Linked DNA regions of Mus musculus: regions 1 and 2 are each linked to region 3. Evidence: chromatin contacts called from ENCODE Hi-C or POLR2A ChIA-PET data. All regions are on one chromosome and are shown on one strand. The core of a region is the stretch at or near the end of the contact, and the rest is flanking DNA. Distances in the headings are between cores, read along the strand shown.

Evidence for each region. A loop is a pair of places that touch in the nucleus more often than their neighbours do. ChIA-PET counts read pairs that join two places held with the same protein, here RNA polymerase II (POLR2A).
Region 1: a loop to region 3 is called in a map of CH12.LX, with 3 times the contacts of the local background. The contact joins two enhancer-like sites. A Hi-C loop is called at or near these places in 5 of 37 maps with a recorded cell type or tissue (CH12.LX, Patski, T-helper 1 cell and 2 more). POLR2A ChIA-PET finds 5 or more read pairs at or near these places in 3 of 5 experiments (all embryonic stem cell).
Region 2: a map of heart shows a loop between it and region 3 (2.5-fold over the local background). The contact joins two enhancer-like sites. A Hi-C loop is called at or near these places in 11 of 37 maps with a recorded cell type or tissue (CH12.LX, T-helper 17 cell, heart and 2 more). POLR2A ChIA-PET finds 5 or more read pairs at or near these places in 3 of 5 experiments (Patski and embryonic stem cell).

Annotation. Positions count from the first base shown.
Region 1 is chr6:145,274,569-145,278,657 of GRCm38, forward strand. No RefSeq gene overlaps it. Among named protein-coding and RNA genes, the nearest start is that of Gm15706, 26 kb to the left of the region's middle. Within about 2 kb of position 1,788, at least 1 of the 3 ENCODE cell types and tissues checked has a DNase peak (open chromatin) inside an H3K27ac peak, as active enhancers do; it is heart, where a contact is called at or near this core.
Region 2 is chr6:145,301,850-145,306,011 of GRCm38, forward strand. No RefSeq gene overlaps it. Among named protein-coding and RNA genes, the nearest start is that of Gm38926, 44 kb to the right of the region's middle. Within about 2 kb of position 1,807, at least 1 of the 3 ENCODE cell types and tissues checked has a DNase peak (open chromatin) inside an H3K27ac peak, as active enhancers do; it is heart, where a contact is called at or near this core.
Region 3 is chr6:145,338,246-145,341,954 of GRCm38, forward strand. No RefSeq gene overlaps it. Among named protein-coding and RNA genes, the nearest start is that of Gm38926, 8.3 kb to the right of the region's middle. Within about 2 kb of position 1,791, at least 1 of the 3 ENCODE cell types and tissues checked has a DNase peak (open chromatin) inside an H3K27ac peak, as active enhancers do; it is heart, where a contact is called at or near this core.

The DNA of each region.
Region 1 (4,089 bases), core at 538-3,037, 64 kb before region 3:
GCTTCATGCTGGGCTGAAAAATGAGCACAGACACATATAGTTTTTTGTTTTTTTGTTTTTTTCTAAAACCAAACCCCACACCTCTTTGACTTTTATTTGTAAAGAATCTTCCTAGTTTTGAAAATTACTTAGAGTCATTATTATGGGGAACTGTCCATTATTATTTTTTAAGATAATCATTTTTGGATCTTAGCAGTATACCAAGAACCATGCCAAAGGGTGGTATTTTCGAATCAGCCTCATCATGTCCTCTATGCAGATGGCCCTGTTTATGGGCCTGTTTCCAGAACCGGTGTCTTTAGGCCCAACAATGACTGTTAATGAGGCTTTAGCAAATTCTCTGGGGCTGACCACAGGTAGGAATACCTTTGCTGGGTATTGGTCTGATGGTCTGATCATGTAGACAATGAGGAATAAGGCAGCCATGGATCTCCACAGAGCAGAGCAGAGGTAAGACAAACTGGGAGTTGTTGTAATAAAATTTGATGAGACTTATAAAGTCTGGAGTCTCACAGCAGTCAAGTCAAAGCGTAGTTTGATGGTGACAGTGTGAGGAGCTGACGCTCACTATGAGAAATGTGGGTTGTTGACAACATATGCCATTGAATCCACAAACTTACAGTCCTTTAAGGCCTCCTTTCTGCCCCCACACTTTACCCTCCCCCTCCTTTCTCCTCAACTCTTTTCTTTTTATACCCTTTCCCCTTGGCCCCTTTTCTTTTATACCTAAGTTAAGAACATAGTTTCTTTTTCATTAGTATTCAAATTGCTATCTCTTTGTTTTTAACTGGAATTGGGGAGCTTCCTCAGGTCAGAAGGCACTTTCACTAGAAACAACCAGAAACAAACTAACCAGAAACTGAGTTCAAACACTTAGTGAGCCTCTTTACGATGATCAGTTCTTATTAAACAATACAGACTTAGGCAAAATGAGTCAGACATAAGGATATCGCATTCCCCGAGACCATTTGAACTCTAAGAAGTATTTTCTATTATTAAAGTAGTTCACCAGGCAGTGGTGGCACACGCCTTTAATCCCAGCACTCGGGAGGCAGAGGCAGGTGGATTTCTCAGTTTGAGGCCAGCCTGGTCTACAGAGTGAGTTCCAGGACAGCGAGGGCTACACAGAGAAACCCTGTCTGGACAAACCAAAAAAAAAAAAAAAAGTAGTTCACTTGTTTTTGCCCAGTCCAAAATATTGGAAAAACAATGTAAAATACATTCTGAAACTCATATCCCAAGAGGTCTGTCAGTCCTCCAATTTCTTAGAACAGGTGTCTTATTTCCATACCTAAATTTATGCAGTTTGGGGCTTCACCTGGATGGGGGGGGGGGGGAAGAGCAGACTTTCTTGCAAAATCAAGCAAGCAAACAAAGGAATTCCCCCACCTCCACTCCCCTTGCCCTGCACTTTAAAGCTAGATAGAGAAGTCACCTAACTGAAACTTCAAAACAATGTGGCCTTGGATTTGAGTTTCAGTCTGGCGGTTTGAGGTTTGTAGGACCCCCAAGGCCACACACAGCATGTGGAGTGCCTTGTCTGTCCCAGATGACTTCTGCTATTATCGTGTTAATTTGATCCTTTGAAGGTGCAAAGAATTAGAAATAACCACCTGATCATCTGTTCCAGGTTTGCTTAAAAGCGAATGGTGAGAAAAAGTAGGTAAAAGTTGAAGGGCCCGTTGACTGGCTAATGGAGAACTCACTAGCCTGTCTTGGCCATCGGGCGGGCGAGCTGTGAGGAACAGCTCCAGCGAGGGCGCCTCCGTTCCCCTCCCTTGACCAGCACTCAGCTCCCCTCCCGTGACGTCACGGGAGACCTTGGCTCCTTGCCACGCCCATGACTCAGCTCTAGCGTCTGCTTTTCTCCACCTGCTTATTTTCTAATTACTACCACTGACTTCGCTCACTTTCTCTCAGTCTTGCGGCTTTGCTTACTCATGGCTTCTGTTTCCTGTCTTCCTTCCCTCCACTTCTGCATTTACCCAGCGTTGACCCTCCCAGGATGTTTCCTACGCAAATTCTGCAAGACAAAAGAAAGTTGAGTGCTACATTCCAGGCCAGGAGACTTCAGGTCCCATGCCCTCCCTGACTAATTAGCAAGTCTCAACAACAGCAAGGACGTAGCAACACACCTCTAGGGAGCATCTCACCAAGCCACTGTGATGCTTTGCACGGGAGAGCCACAAACTGTTGTAACCAAAGACACTTAGCCTGAAAGACTGCACGGTGTTTATCATTCAATTTTGAAACTAAACAAAGCCTGGTGTTAAGGTATGTTAGTGGTCCTCATCACTGCAGAACCTACCGAATATGGAAAAGTCTAAAGCTTGGCTGGTAAACCCTGCCAAAAGTGAGCCGCTTTGGCCGAATTGTCTTTGCTTAGGAGAGTGAGTGGTATTGGTATATGCATTGAAGGAAGATTGCTGACTTTAGAAAAAGTAGAGTAGGAAGCGAACAAGAAATGCGTCCTTAGTTTCCCACCTCGGGATGCTACAAGGAAGTGGGAAGGCAGAAACAGGACTAGGATCAAAACCACAAAACCGGCTACTCACCCAGAGCCCAGGCTTTCTGGGCTGGACTTCGTATGTGCACAGGCATATCTTTTTCTTTGCTGGAGGAAGATTCCATAGTGTAACAAAGACTTTGAAACTCTCATTAGAGAATCTCCAACCCCAGCTCCAGGCGCTTATTCTGCCAATACGATTTCGCCATTTCCTCCCTTAAACAATGTGAGTGACAGAAGCTCTGTCCTAGGTTTGACGTGGGGTATAAAGAAAGGCCTCGGGCCGCATATCAGGAGGAAGGCTTGCGTTAACTCTTGTCAAATGTTAAGCATGCCCAGTCATGCATTAATCAATCCTTCAAGACTGACTGAGAGGGGCAACTTCCATCACACCCATAAATAAAGCCGCAGACTGTGGGGTGTGCACAGTGCTTGGCAGGGAAACATTTATAAGTGATTTGTCATAAGGATATTCATATCTATTACAGACATTGATTTTGTTGTAAGAATCTAATGTTTTGAGCCTTTTTTTTTTTTTTTTTTTTTTTTGGCTGTACAATCAAGGGATTAGGAAGAAGATAAGGAGGAGACATTACCTCACAGGCTATCCACACATATTATCTCTATATAATTTAGTTGTGATTATAATTATAATTCCCTAAAAAGCACTCATGGCTTTTCAAATATGAGGTATTACCATTTTGTAATTATTAATCACTCCAACCTTCTCTGTATTCTTTCTTAAGAGCGTCTGAAAACACTAATTTTATCTGATTGATAAGGTTTTCCTTTCAGATTCTTTCCAACAATGAAATCATGTAAAGCCCAGCTCAGTAGACATCAAACCGCAGACGTGACTACACATCTCTTTCTGTTCCCCGTGTGTTGGTGATTCTCACTGATGTCGCACTAACAAGGGCCAAGTAGGGCCGAAGGAGTTTATTTTGCCTTCTCTTTCTGGAGGGAGACAGCCTATCACAGAGAGGGGGGCATAGCAGCAGACATCCATGAGCGAAGCCTTAATGGCAGAAGCAGGAGGCCACTTGGCTATGCTCCATCTACACTCAGAAAGTAGAATTTGAATGAGAAGAGAGACCCAGTTACAAAGTTCAGGCCTGTCCCCAGGGATCTCTCCCTTCACCTTCTAAAAGTTCCACAACCTTCTCAAACTTGGAAGGTTCCCTGTTGGGAGCAAATAAGCAAATCTATGAGCCCACGGGTGATGTAATTCCTTATTCAAACTACAGCAACCAATCTTTGAGGAGTCAAGATTCGACGACTTGCTGAAATTCTGTATCATTTTAAGTATTATACTTATTTAAGTTACTTTTTTAGTAGACGAGGAAATCAGACACAGGGAAGGTATACAGAATCACACCAGAGATAAAGCTGGGGTCATGAAAACATAGATCTGTGGACTCCATCAGTCTGCCTGCCATCAGGACCAGCAGGCTAACCATGCATACCAGTGACCAGCCACATGGACCAGGGAACTGTACCAGACAATTCCACCAGTGACCAGTCAACTGCATCAGTGGAGTAGCCTGCATCAGTGACCAGCCACTTACACTAGTGGGCCAGAC
Region 2 (4,162 bases), core at 557-3,056, 36 kb before region 3:
TTCAGGGCATTCCTTGCCCACATAAATTAACCAACCCTCTCTATAAACACCCCTGTGAACACACCCAAAGGCATGTCTCTCTAATCCCTAGGCATTCTTAATCCTGTTTGGTAGTGGATTTAGTCATCACTGTTGGGTTCCTAGCCTGAGGGCACAACTCTAGATTATTCACAGTAGGGATCACTGTGAAAACCCAAGTCAGTCTGGGCTTTCTTCACTGATTAAATATCTGAGGAGAAAGGAAAAAAGTTCTGGGCTCCCAGTCTCTCTGCTCCTGCAACTTGAAATCCCATCAATCTAGAGGAGGAAGTTCTAAGAGGGCAAGCTTCGTTTCACTTTAGGCAGGACAGGAAGCCAGGATGTGTAACTCCAGACAATTAACAAAACGGAATAAATAAATCCTTCAAAAGAGAGCTGAGACAAAAAGATGGCGGAGCGAGAGCTAACGCATGGCGTGGTGGTGCCTGCCTGTGCCCTCAGAGGTGGATAGGAAACAAACGGGAAGTCAGGTCAGTTTCGGCAAACTAGGAAGTTCAAGTCTAGCCTTGGCTACGCAGCAAGACCTTATCCCATTCAAAACAGATCAAAACACCCAATGAAGGTTTGATAACGTCTTAGCCACTTTCTCCCTCCTGTGATAAAACACCTGGAGAGAAGCAGCTTCAAGGAGGAAGGGTTGGTGTGGGTTTGCCGTTCCATCCTGGGGGAAGATGTGTCAGGGGCAGGGGAGAAGCTGGCCCCGTCACTTCCATAATAAGCAGAGGTGAAAGAATCCGCTAGAGCTTAGCTTGCTTCTCCATTCATGTAGTCCAGGATCCCCGGCCCAGGGAATGGTCCTGTGCACAACGAAGATGAGTCTTATGCATCAGTTAATGTAATTAAGACTCTCCAACAGGCTCGTTCATAGGCTCATCTCAGCAGGTGACTCCAGAGCCTATCAAGTGGACACCCAACGCTCCATCACAGTGACAAAGAGTAGGGCATTAAAACGGGGCTGGGGAAGATAGGCGTGCAGAGTGAAGGAAGAGTGGCCGAGCAGGGAGGAGATGAAAACCTTAGGGGTGAAAGACAGGTAGAGATGAAGGCCACGGAAAAGTCTGGAAAGGATGAAATCAGACTGAATGACGAAGTTTACCTAGAGAGGAAGTAAGTTCTAAGCCCCCAGAAGTGTAGGGAAATCGGCCCTCGACATCTGTCATTGCGCCGGAACCAACGTTGCCTGATGGCTGTTTTCTCCACGGGAAAGAGGAAGAGAGCAGGAGCAGCCTGGGGGGAGGGGGAGAGGGGGGCCTCCAGCGGGGCATTTCAGAGGCGGGAAGAGAACATCATCATCGGTGTAATGCTCTTCCCGACTCTGCATCAAGCTGCTGAGTGACCCACCGCGGGCAAACTCCCTTGTCAGCCTCCTGTGAGATGCACAACTCCTCTGGATCTTAGACATCTCCTTTCTCCAGTGCTTTTTTTAAAAAATACATTTAACACCTCATGAAAAACTGGAGTGCTGGGCTTAAAGACACGCACTACCACCGCCTGGCACTTTTGGGTAATATTCATTTGCCATGCCTCAATTCATGAAGAAACATCGCTTGGCGAGAAAATCCCAGCCGTTGGCAGCTGTAAGGTAAGCACCCCTGGGTCCCTCAAACTGCTTTAAGGACTGAACTTCAGAGAGAAGACACTGGAATTTACAGAGCCCACAAAGCCAGTTCGTCCCCTCCCCCATACTTCGTTTCCTAGAATCCAGTGGAATGGGCAGTGGAATGGTCAGAACATCTTTGCGATACTCTGGGCCAGATCGCCCCATCCCTCCGGCTCGCAAAGCTGAGCAGAGTGCAATGGCTTCTAGCCAGGCCTTTGCCCTGGGAACCTCAGACAGGAGGCCAGGGGGATGGGCAGCGAAGGCTTCCTGTGTGGTGCGGTTCTGCTGTGCCTCAAAGAACTGATGAGAATAGCACTTCACAGTCCTTTCATCTCGGGAGCGCAGACATTTTTAACCGACTGATAATTCCATTGTGCAGACAGGAGCACGAATCCGGAAGCAACAGAAGTGGGGCCTCAGCCACTCCGTGTGCTTAGCAGGAGCGAGGCTTCGCATTGCTGAGCTCTTCCAAAGTGTCCTCCCTGCACGAGGCCGCTGTTGACTAGGCTTTTATGCTAACAAGCCAGAAAGGCAGCCTGTACTGCCAGCGTCGTTTTATAAGGCAGCCCCACTGGAAGACGATATTTAAGGGTTATACCACAGCATTGATCTTCATAGAGTTGCTCCATCAACTGGGATCTCTAGCATCAAGCAAAAAGTAACCTTTAATGTTTTTTAATTACAGCTAGGAGATTTTAAATTTTAAATTTAGTTCGTTAATTGTCATTGTGCGCATGTGATATGTGTAGGCATGGTGGAGGTCAGGGGACCACAATGTGAGTCTGTTCTCTGCGTCCACTTTGTGTGGGTTCTGAGTACTGAACTCAGGTTGCCTGGCTTGCTTGGCGAGCTTAGTGTCTTTGCCGAGGGAGCCATGTCACAGCCTCACAAGACCATTTTTCCAGGAAGAAGCCTTCACTTGGAGTTAATTTATATAATCTTGTGAGAATGAATTAAGAGAATTCATTGTGTCCTCCTATACACAAGATTAAAAGCACCAAGTTTATATACAATAGCAGGCAAAGACACTGGCTGCCAATGACCTAAGTTCAATCCCTGGAACCCACGAGGTAGAAAGAGAGATCGTCTGAGAGTTAGCCCCTGGGCTCCACCATGGCATACACGCACACGCACACACACGCACACACATGTGTACCTTCTCACAACTATAAATATAGTAACACTCTAATATGATGGATGTGGACAAATTGCAAATCTACAAGAATAAATGTAATTTTTAAAAATTAAAAAAGCTGTGAGCATCCACTTCTGTATTTGCCAGGCACTGGCATAGCCTCACAAGAGACAGCTATATCAGGGTCCTGTCAGCAAAACCTCACAGTCATCTATTGGATGGAACACAGGGCCCCTAATGGAGGAGTTATAGAAAGTACCCAAGGAGCTGAAGGGGTCTGCAACCCTATTGGAGGAACAACAATATGAACTAACCAGTACTCCCAGAGCTCGTGTCTCTAGTTGTATATGTAGCAGAAGATGGCCTATTCGGCCATCAATGAGAGGAGAGGCCCTTGGTCTTGCAAAGATTATATGCACTAGTACAGGGGAATGCCAGGGCCAGGAAGCAGGAGTGGGTGGGTTGGGGAGCAGGGCAGGGGGGAGGGTATAGGGGACTCTTGGGATAGCATTTGAAATGTAAATGAAGAAAATATCTAATAAAAAATTGTTTTAAAAAATAAAAACGTCTCCCACTAAGTACACAAATATGAATACAAAATACTTAAGAATACTTAGGATATTTTCTTGGGCAAATTATGCATATTTCTCACCTATGTGGAATTGAGGTTTGTGCACTTGGGTACGTCTTAAGTAGAAAGGGGACTGAGATGGAGGGGGAAATCTTGAGTGGGAGACAAAGAAGCAGGATGAGACATGTGACATAAAAGCAAAAATGGGGGGCTGGTAAGATGGCTCAGTGGGTAAGAGCACCCGACTGCTCTTCCAAAGGTCTGGAGTTCAAATCCCAGCAACCACATGGTGGCTCACAACCATCCGTAACGAGATCTGATGCCCTCTTCTGGTGTGTCTGAAGGCAGCTACAGTGTACTTACATATAATAAATAAATAAATCTTTAAAAAAAAAAAAAGCAAAAATGGGAGGGGATTGGCACCATCATGGCACAGAGGAGGGGGTGCAGTGAAGCAGAGGTAAGGGCAGGATGGTGTGTGTGTGTCTGTGTGTGTGAGCTCGTGTGTACATATGCACGTGTGAGTGTGTGTCTGTGCATGTGCATGTATATGTGCATGTAAGTATGGATGTGTATACAAGTGTGTGTCTGTCTGTTCATGTGCATGTGTCTGTGTGTGCACACGTGTGTGCCTCTCTGTGTGTACATGTATGCACATGTATGTGCATGTGTGAGTGTGTCTGTGCACATGCGTGTATATGTGCATATGTATGTAAGTATGTATGCGTGTACATGTGTGTGCACATGCACACATGCATGTACATGTGTGTGTCTGTGTGTGCATGTGTCTCTGTGCACACACATGTGTGTCCATGTA
Region 3 (3,709 bases), core at 541-3,040:
ACTGTAGTAGTGTAGTAGGGATGTTGAGTCAGAGATAAGTGGTACCGAAAGCTGTCATTGGGGCAGCAAAGGGTGCGGGCAGCCCAAGAGGCTGTGTTAAAACTCTCACATTTAGGAAGGCACCCTAAAAATTCTAGCATGTAAGGGACTGGGGAGAAAGCGGAGGCAGAGACATCAGGCTTGAGGCCACTGGCAGGAGAAACAGGTTAATTTCCAGTCCACAGATGGGGAAACCAAGCCCCTGGCTTCACAGGGTTGCCTAGGGCCGACTGTCCAGTTGGGGTTAACCCAATTAGTGTAAACCCAATCAATCAGATGGCCGCCTTCCAGAGTTCTTGTGTCCAGTACTCACAAGTGTGGCCTTACAGTTTCTCATTCAAATATCGGATCCTAATGACAGTCCATCTTCCCAAATGAGGCTAGTCCAGCCTGCTCTTGTCTAAGAGTGGATAGAGCAGTCACCTCACAAGGGGATCCGTGCACACCGTCTGACCTTGAAGAAGGTTGTTAGCTAATCTGAGCACTACTCAGTTTCCTAGGCTCTCAGTACGATTAGTAAGAAGAGGTTCTGCCACTGCCAAGTGGCTGCCCAAAGTTTAATCATTAAGCAACTTTACAGAGCACTTTTACAAATTCAAGACAATTGGAAAATCAGCTTAGTTTACCTTGTTTTCCCAAACCATTTTTTTTTCTAACTCACGTTAGATACCCCTGACAGCCACCATGTTAAACCAGGATTAGGGTGACTGTAGTTGGTGGAGAGCAGGGACGAACAAAGACATCACTGTCACAGCCCCTCCCCCAGAGACAGGTGCAAAGGGCAGCTAAGAGGCTTTGAGAACTGTGTGAACTCTGGCCTGGGCTCCGTCCTACCAGCGGTCGGTCCCAGTGAGTCTGAGAATTGTTTTCTTATCTGTAAATTGGGCTCAGCTCACCCGATACTGTGAGAGTTTAACGGTCTCATGTGTGTCGGAGACCTCCAAATGTTGCCCACAGGACTGTCCTGTGACCAGCTGTAGCAACTGCCTTTGTTTCAGCCTTGCTGGCTGTCATAGGGACTGAGTGTAGAGCCAGTCCAGCTAAGGTGGGAGAACCTTGCAATTGCCGGGGAGCCATCCCCAAGCAGGGGAGGCAACAGCACAGATTTCCCAGAAGTCAGACAAACGAACGAACGTATCCAGCTTCATTTCATCCTTGGCTTTGTGCACAGCAACGTTAAATCCTGCACTGGATCTGCTCCGAGTGTGAGACCAACCTGGGCTACACAGCTTCAGGTCAGCCTGGTCTGTAGAGATCTATGTCAAGCACACCTTTCTAAGGAAGAACAATAACAACAACAACAACAAAAACCAAACAGACAGACAGTCAAACAAACAAAAAAACAAGAAGGGACCAGGCACACCCCAGACCCTTTGGTGGGTAACAACCCAATCTTGGCTTACTGAGAACTGTATTTGTGGAGGTAGCTGAGAAGCCTTTGTGTCCTGCATACTAGTGAGGGTCTCCCCATTCGCCATCTGTTCGTTAGGTTAGGGTGGTAATCATAGCACTTTAGGTTAGCTCCTTTCTACAAACCCATCTAACAGCCTGATTGTCCTTAAACGAATCTGAGGTCTGTGTCATTATACACTCAGGTGAACAGGCACCCAGGCATACTAAACTTGGTCAGTGTCTCCCTAGGGCAGCACCCAGTGCCTGAGCTCACCGTCAAGACCAAATTCTGCTATAAGATAGAGGTATAGGGGAGGAGGAGAGAGGAAGCCAGCCAGCTTTGCAGACACCGGGTCCTATTCAGGGCTCCTCCGTCCTCTGATGTCATGCGCTTCCTGCTTTCGCACTGCAGAGTCTGGCGATCAGTCGACTGAAACGGGATGATCACCGCCACTATCTTGCATCTTATTTTCCATGATCACACTGTCACCTAGCCAACTGCCCCGCCCCCTAATCCCACGACTCTTGGCTTTCCAGCTCGTATTGTCTTCCCCTCCCCCCCCCTCCAGGAAGACGGCTTCCAAGCAGCAAGTACCAGGAAACCCCACTACTGGTGGTGACTCCGACTGAGGCTTGGGGTGGGGTCGGAGTGAATCTTCTGCTCTTGCTTGAGAGTCCAAATCCCTAGCTTAAAAAATGATTTAAAGTATATAATATACATATATATGTGTAAATTCGTATGTATAGTCAAGCTGGGCGCGATGGTGCACGACTGCAACATCGGTCTGCAAACTCAGACTTGAGGCAGGAGTTTCGCTGAGAGTTCGTGGACAGACCAGCTTGTGTTATACAGTGGTCTACAGTTCAGCTTAGGTTAGAGTTAGATTCTGTCCAAAGAGCTAAAAAAAAGAGAAAGGAAGGAAGGAAGAAAAGGGAAAGGAAGAAACATTAATTGTTCAAGTGACAGAGCTCTCCCTCTGTCCAGGAGCCCAGGCAAGGACCATTAGGAGCGGGGCGAGACCATTGCACTCTGCACTCTCCGTCCGGGCCCAGCCCCCTCCCCCCCTCGACACCCGCCACCGCGCAGCTCCGCGCCGCCGCCCAGCGAGCGGGAGACTCCCCAGGGCTCTTTAAATACGAGCTATAAATACCACCGGGCTCTGAGAGCACGTCACCGCCCCGCCGGCTTCCGATTGGCCGCTCTGGGTATCTCATTTGCATAGGGGCTGACACAACCGTGCCGCGACCTGGACGGGAGCGCGCCTGCCCCTCCCCGGCAAGACAGTGGGCGGAGTCGCCGGACCTGCCGACCGCCAGGTCTGAAGTAGGGCGGGGTGGGTTGGCATGTGTCCGTCATCCCTGCCTCGCAGAGGCTGAGACAGGAGGATTGCCTTGAGTTCCAGGCTGGCCTGGGCTATGTAAAAATGTGGAGAGAAAACTATACATATATACATATATATGAATATATATACACACATACACATATGTATGTGTGTGTGTATACACACACACATATATATACATATACATACATACACATATATACACATGCATATATTTTTAATGAAATAAAATGGGGCAGGTGGTGGTCCAGTAGGACGTCCTTCGCCTTCAGGGAACATCAGCTCTGCCCGCCGATTGACACTGGATCTTTTTGCTTTCTACGAAAAGTTTTCAAGGAGACCCGGGAGCAGATGCTGCGGGTGGCTCCTAGCGGCTAAATTTAAACCACGTGAGAGCTGACCCGCCACGGTTCTGTGAGATGACTGGCCACTCCGATGCTCAAAACAGACTGCGTGCTGTGGTCGCTGTAAGACGCAGCGAGCTGGAGAAGAAAGCCAGCAGGGCTCGGAGATGCAGGACTTACGATGTCTCCCGGTTTAGAACCAAATTTAAACTGCATCCGGGTGCGGTGGAGCTGAGGCAGGAGGATTGAAAGCCACGTAGTGAGATCCTATTTGCAAACAAACACCCAAGCCGAATTTAAAAAGCAAAAAACAGTGTCTCCCTCCAGCCGGGGGTTAAAAAGCCAGGTCCTGAAAGCAGGCGCGGCACATCCAGGAGGGTCTGTCAGGTTGTGCGAAGTAGTCAGACAAAAAGCACAAGCCACAAACATCTTACTAAATTATATTAATCGACGTTCTCCCGTGACATCTGTGTAGTCCTAAATAACCCAGAGCTCATTCAGCGACTTCATGTAACAGTGAAGACAATGCCTCAAAGCGGACTGCTTCGTAGTTTGCAGTTTTTTTTTTTTTTTCCTAAGAGAGAGAGACAG